Linked DNA regions of Homo sapiens: region 1 is linked to region 2. Evidence: chromatin contacts called from ENCODE Hi-C data. All regions are on one chromosome and are shown on one strand. Each heading gives the region's core, a stretch centred on a gene start or an enhancer-like site at or near the end of the contact. The rest is flanking DNA. Distances are from core to core; before and after follow the strand shown. Region 1 holds the start of POU2AF1 (POU class 2 homeobox associating factor 1). Region 2 holds the start of DDX10 (DEAD-box helicase 10).

Evidence for each region. Hi-C counts contacts between places; a loop is a spot of excess contacts on that map. Pooled maps may share reads with other maps.
Region 1: a map with no recorded cell type shows a loop between it and region 2 (6-fold over the local background). The contact joins the promoter of POU2AF1 here to the promoter of DDX10 in region 2. A Hi-C loop is called at or near these places in 2 of 37 single-sample maps with no recorded cell type and 5 of 50 pooled maps.

The regions. Positions count from the first base shown.
Region 1 is chr11:111,377,256-111,380,634 of GRCh38, reverse strand. POU2AF1 (POU class 2 homeobox associating factor 1) reads left to right here and starts at 1,360. Exons shown (of 5, transcript NM_006235.3): 1 at 1,360-1,473. The coding sequence starts at 1,458. RefSeq lists enhancers at 204-423, 644-733, 1,384-1,433.
Region 2 is chr11:108,663,308-108,666,392 of GRCh38, reverse strand. DDX10 (DEAD-box helicase 10) reads right to left here and starts at 1,324. Exons shown (of 18, transcript NM_004398.4): 1 at 1,054-1,324. The coding sequence starts at 1,239.

The sequences.
Region 1 (3,379 bases), core at 111-2,610, 2.7 Mb before region 2:
CTTGTGTGGGGCACTGGAGAGGCAAAGATGAAACCTCCTTGAGAAACTGTCAGAGTCATGTGACAATTCACCATCACATAATGAACAAAGTGCTCTAAGATCTGAGAAGACGAACAAGTATTCTCTGGGCTGGGGGTTTGTCCTTCCGGCAAGAGAGGACGGCAAGGTCAAAGGCAGGGAATTGCATGGGTGTTTGGTGGTGCTTAGAGGGCACTGGGACCAGTGGTAGGAGGGCAGTTGGTGGTGAGGCTGGAAAGGAAGGCAACGGCTCGATTGTGGGAGGCCTTCTAGGCCTCCAGCTCTGTGGCTGAAGGGAGAAGGTGAATGCTTTGTAGGCTAGGGGATAGCATGATCAGGTCTAGGTGGTGCAAGATGGCTCTGAGGCAGTATGGATGGCAGAGCAGCAAGGCCCCACACCTGCTCTAGGGGGTGTGCCAAGGGGTCTTGACCCCAAACTGACTGAGTCCCTGGAGCCTGAGCATGTGGACCTCAGATATGCAGTGGCAGAAGGCTTCCAAACTGTGAAGGAACCGGTAGCCAACACCATCTACACTTCCAGATGGTGAGCCCATGACTTACTTAAAGAAGCTTCCTGTTATCAGTGGGTGGGCACTCGCAAAGAGGCTCTGTTCATCTTGTGCCTACAAGCCCAGATCCAGTCAAAGAGCACGGGCATGTTCTCCTTCCTTCCTTGAGGGTTGGCCTCTTTTTCCGTGGGCATAGCCGACATCAGAGCCAGCGCCCCCATATTTCAGCATGATTAAGCCTTGCCATTTTGGGGGTGGCTGGGGGCGAGGGGAGGGGCTACTGTGTTTCAAAATGGAATAAACAGAAAAGCAATATTGAAAGAATGAGGAGGTTGTTTACTGAGGCTTGAAGAGATGACAGGTGTTTCCTCCCAGTTGAGAACCAGTGACCCCTGGGAATCGCATTTCCCGCTGAGCAGGCGCCCATGGCGGGCTGAGTCCTGCCCATGCCCTGGTGGCCTGGAAGCCTGCATGGGCGCCGTGCAAAGATCAACGTTTTCCAGAGGAGCTTTTGGGCTCATCACTGGCCTGGGGAGGGCTTGACACGGGGTTCCCACAGCTTGCCCCACACCACCTTCACACCCACACACAGCAGGTCCCCGCGGGGCCGGTGCAGGCTGTGGCTGCCCGCGCTGCGCTGTTGCTCTGTCCCAGCTGGCTAGCTCCGAGTGTGGAGCGCTCTGGGCCGGGGCCGCTGGGGCGCGCACAGTGGGGTGACAGGCGGCCTGGCTGCAGAAACGTTGCACCGGTGCCTGAGGTGGGAGGATGTGATGACGCGGCCCACGCAGCGGGAACCCAGGCCTTTAAAAAGCCCAGGAAACAGCCTCAGCTCAAGCGGTGGCTCCACTGGAGGAAAACACACCCCGGTCTCACATTAAAGAAGCCAAACTGTCGGCTTCAAAGAGAAAAGGCAACATCCTGTCACAGGCCATGCTCTGGCAAAAACGTAAGTGGTTTGGCTGTGGCTGTCAGACCCAAGCGAGTGCCAGCGGGGCAGGGCGATCACAGCTTGGTCTGGAATTGGGGAGCTGGTGGTGGAGGTGATGGGGCCACGGGGGGAGGGGGTCTGGGTTCCAAGCCCCGGAGCAGGGAGGGGGGAGGTGGGCGGGATGGAGCCTGGTGGAGAAACCAGCCTGTCAGAGGTGATGCTGATTTTCCAGGCTGGAGGGGAACGAACTAGTGTTCCAAGGTGGGACGGCTCAGGGTACCTCCGCTTCTGTGCATGAATCACTGTGGTGAAGAAAGGGCAGTTTATGATTCACACAACAAAAGCCAGATGTGGGATGGGTTTGGGGTTGGGAGGGAAAAGCCATGCAGTTCTTTACAGGAGGGGCTTTATTTCCATAAGCAGTGGCTCTTCAGCCTTCTGTTGAATTCCCTGGGCCTGTTTCTAGCTGAGTGACTTAGCTTTCTGCCAGGTGTGACTTGTCCCTGTGGATACCCTGGGAGGAGTGGAGATCTGGCTCGGTGAAGCGTGTCCTCACTTGCTCCACTGTCTTGCCTTTCGTCATTCTTTTTCCCCTTCTGTGACAAGGCTTGTCCATCCCACTGCAAAGGATGCAGTGGGTTTATCTTTGGCCTTGATTTTTATCCCCGGAGTTGGATGAAACAATTGTGAACTTTATTTTCCTTTATGTGGACCAAACAGCGACTTACCTTACTAATAACTGAAATAATACAGATTATTTACAACATTCTTTTCACGAGGTAAACAGCGTCAACTCATCAGCTTCTGAGAGTTGAACCTTATTGGGGCTAGTTCTATACTTCCTCAAGCAAGAAGAATGACCAAAAATTGCTCTGTCTTTCTCTTAAAGATTCTTGGTTCCTTAAAATTCGTTTTAATTAATTTTAGTATGCTGTGCCTCAAGCAAGCTTAATATAAGAGAATCTAGATTTACAGAAGAAGATATATTAGGGAATGTTTTTATTTTATGGAAAGATACTTGATTGGATCCACTAAAGTTCGGAAAATATAACTTCATTGATTAAAATGTGACACTGTCATCACCAATTTATTGTTTGCTTTATGTCTTATGTAAATTTCTCTGGAATTAAGCTGATTAACCAGTAACACAGAAGAGTGATTTCAAAATTTCTCAGGTTGTGAAGACCCACCATTGTTTGATATCAAAAGGTCAATTTTTTAAAAAAATAAAGAGAAATGAGCTTTAATTTGGGTTTGAGAGTTATGGACTCCTTCCAAGATAACTAGGAATATTCAAGAATTGTTGGCACGCCACTCTTCCCAACAGGCGATGGAGCAGCGGCAGCCTATCCTTTCTGGGACAATGGCAGCTGACCCTGTTGTGAGTGCTGTGTGGATGAGAGCAGGTGGGCATTCATCTTTTTACTGGGGGCCCCTAAGCATCTGTGTGCCCTTTCACTCAGGGCTGAATCATTTGATTTTTGTGTGAGCCCCTGGAAGGAGTTTTGCCTCAGCTCCTACCTTCTATGAGCAAGCCACTTTCCTTTTTCTCAATCCTTAGGTTTTTTGTATGTTAAGTGGGGGTAAAAATCATATCCACACTGAGGATCTATCCTTAGTAAGTGAGGTGCCACCGAAGTCATGTTCATTGCTCTGTCTGCATCAGCCTCTGAGATATGAGTTGCTTCCCTGCATTCACCATCTGCCATATTCTCCCCTCTTGGTTCTGTAGTACATTTTTTCATTTCTAATTCCTTCTAAGAGATGAACAGACTTTTTTTGTTTGTTTGTTTGTTTTTTGAGACAGAGTGTTGCTCTGTTGCCCAGGCTGGAGTGCAGTGGCGCGATCTCGGCTCACTGCAACCTCTGCCTCCTGGGTTCAAGTGATTCTCTCGCCTCACCCTCCCTAGTAGCTGGGACTACA
Region 2 (3,085 bases), core at 75-2,574:
TTCTCTTGCCTCAGCCTCCCGAGTAGCTGGGATTACAGGCACCCACCACTAGGCCCAGCTAATTTTTTTGTATTTTTAGTAGAGGCGGGGTTTCACCATGTTGGTCAGGCTGGTCTCGAACTCCTGACCTCAAGATCTCTGTTGTTTTAAGCCGCCAAGTTTGTGGTAATTTGTTACAATGGCAACCTTAGTTACAAGAATGTTCCATCTGTTAAATCCCTGATTGTACTGCACTAGAAGGGGGCTGAGAAGCTGAAAGATGTGGGTGAAGACCAACAAACATGGGATTTAGGGAAAGGGAAAAGAGGAATTGACAGACCTGTGGAGTCTGGAGGTTGGGGGAAGAAGTCAGGAGGTCAAAGTGATCATTACAGGTATACTCATCTGGGAACACCAGCTACAATGTGGGGATGATAGGTGACAGAAACAGACCAGCGGTCCAGCTTTTCTAGGCCAATTCTTGGATGGGGACATGAAGCCTGTGGAGAAAATGAGGTGGCCACAGGAAGGAGCATAGATGATGTTGAGGGATGCAGTCTGGCTTCATGGTTAAAAGCAAAGGCTTTGGGATTAGAAAGACATGGATCTAGCTTCCAATTCCACACCACCTACTAAGCGTGAAAGATTCGGACAAGTTTCATTCCTCTTAGAACCTCAATTATCTCATCTGTTAAATAGGATTATTAATATCCATACCTCAGATCAAGTCAAACAATTACTGTAAGCACATGGTGAGTGCTTAAAAATGTAGGTGTCATTATTACCACTATTGTCATCAGTATTATTAATATGAATATGACTGTAGCTATTACAGCATTAGTCTCCCTACCCTTAGGTACGGCCGCATTTCTATTATTTTTTTAGGAACAGTGTGGCAAGCAGAAGAGTGGCCAGAACGGTGCAGAGGTTTGAGCTGTGGCACCCGGCGTGACCTCTCATTCCCGGCCGGGTCCCGGTGACAGATCCGCCGCCTCCACTCTGCAACTCCTCGCCGCAGTGAGACGCTGCCCCGCTGCTGGCCGGCCCGAGCCCCCTCCCCAGCGCCGGCCTCACCTTTTCATAGTTCTGCATGAGGCGGCTGATACTCTCGCGCTCGACCTGCCATTCGGGTTTCTTCAGTTGCTTCCTCAACTGCTTCTTTTTGTTCTGCCTATGGCTGTGTTTTTTCTTCCAGCGATTGAAGCTCCGCACCGGGTCGGGTCGGGCTCCCGAACCCGGAGAGTTGGCCGTTTTGCCCATTGCGGCGGCGGCGGCGACAGCTCGGATCAACCCCAGACACGAGACACCTAAGGCCAGACTCACGGAACCAGCATGGGACAAACGCACAGAGGCGCATGCGCGAACTCAGAAGCCCGCCCCCGAGCTTTTGAAACCGGGGCACGCGCCAATGACGTCAGGAAAAGGAGGGCTGTGATTGGCGAATTGGCTCCTGCTGGGAGGGGCAGCCTGGGGAAACGGGGGCGCAGCACTCCACGGAAGGGGGCGAGCTGAGCCGAGCCGGGAGCACGCCGGCTCTTTAAAAAAAAACGCATGCGCACTGTTGTTGTTACTATGGTGACGTCATACACTGACCCTTTAAGGGCTATTAACACATTTGCTCCAGGTTCAACTTTGCTAAGCGTTCGTGAGTATGTGTGTAAACACATACAATCTGTGAATGAAAATTGTGACCCTCGTTTTGCACTTTTCGGGCCAACGAGCCAAAAGATTTGCCCAGAAGTAAACAGCTAGTTAGTGACTTCTGATTTCCATCCATGGTGGTTGTACTTCCTCAGGAATAAAAATGAATATTCTATATTCTTCTTATGCCCCTCTGGGTTTTCCTTTTCCTCTGGGCCCCTCAGACTCTAGCTGCAACAGCAAGGAAACTGGAACGGAATCAAATTGAATTTGCCTTAAAATGCTTTTATGGAGACAAAATGATAACTAAACGTAAGGAGGTAGGTAATAGAGGCCGGGCACGGTGGCTCACGCCTGTAATTCCAGCAATTTGGGAGGTCGAGGTGGGTGGATCACCTGAGGTCAGGAGGTCGAGACCAGCCTGGCCAATATGGTGATGCCCTGTCTCTGCTAAAAATACAAAAATTAGCCAGGCGTGGTGGTGCACACCTATAATCCTAGCTACTTGGGAGGCTGAGGCAGGAGAATCGCTTGAACCCCGGGGGCGGAGGTTATAGTGAGCCAAGATCGCCCCACTTCACCACAGCCTGGGTGAAAGAGTGAAACTCCGTCAAAAAAAAAAAAAAAAGGAGGTAATAGAAAAGTTATTGCAAGTTGGACATTTAAGTGAACTGGCTTTCAATGAATTGAATTTTTTGACACATTTACCTACAGCCTCCAGGAAAACACCGGATGTGGGTGGGAGAGCTTAGCTGTAGCAAAGGAGATTGGAAAATTGAGTTCAAAGTTCACAGGCAGAATTTTGGGCTCTCAAATTTCCTTTCCAACCCCACATATCCAGATCACTACTCTCAACTCTATGCCCATCCTCCAAACAAGACATGGCTTATTGGAAGGGAGTGAGGACAGGAGGTGAACAAGAGAATTTCCACACTCAGGAACACTAGATGTGGTAGACAGTAAAGCTCAATAAGGAGTGATTACATGAAAGTGTATATACATCCTCAAAAAATTAAAAATAGAACTCCACGTGAGCCAGCAATTTCACTTCTGGGTATGCATAGCCAAAATAATCGAAAGCAGGGTCTCAGATATTTGCATACCGTGTTCACCACAGCACTATAGCTAAAATGTGGAAGCAACCCAGGTGTCTATCAACTGATGAATGAGTAAACAAAACATAATATGTACCTAAAATGGAATATTATTCAGCCTTCATAAAGAAGGAATTTCTGACACATGCCACAACGTGGATAAACTTTAAGAATATTAAGCTAAGTGAAATAAGCCAGTCACAAAAGGACAAATACTATATATGGTTCTATTTATATGAGAAACTTAGAGTTGTCAAAATAATAGAGAAAGTAGACTTGTGGTTGCCAGGGACTCAGGCAACCAGGGGGTTACTGTTTAATCAGTGCAGAGTTCCAGTTTGGTAAGATGAAAAGAGTTCTGCAGATTGGTT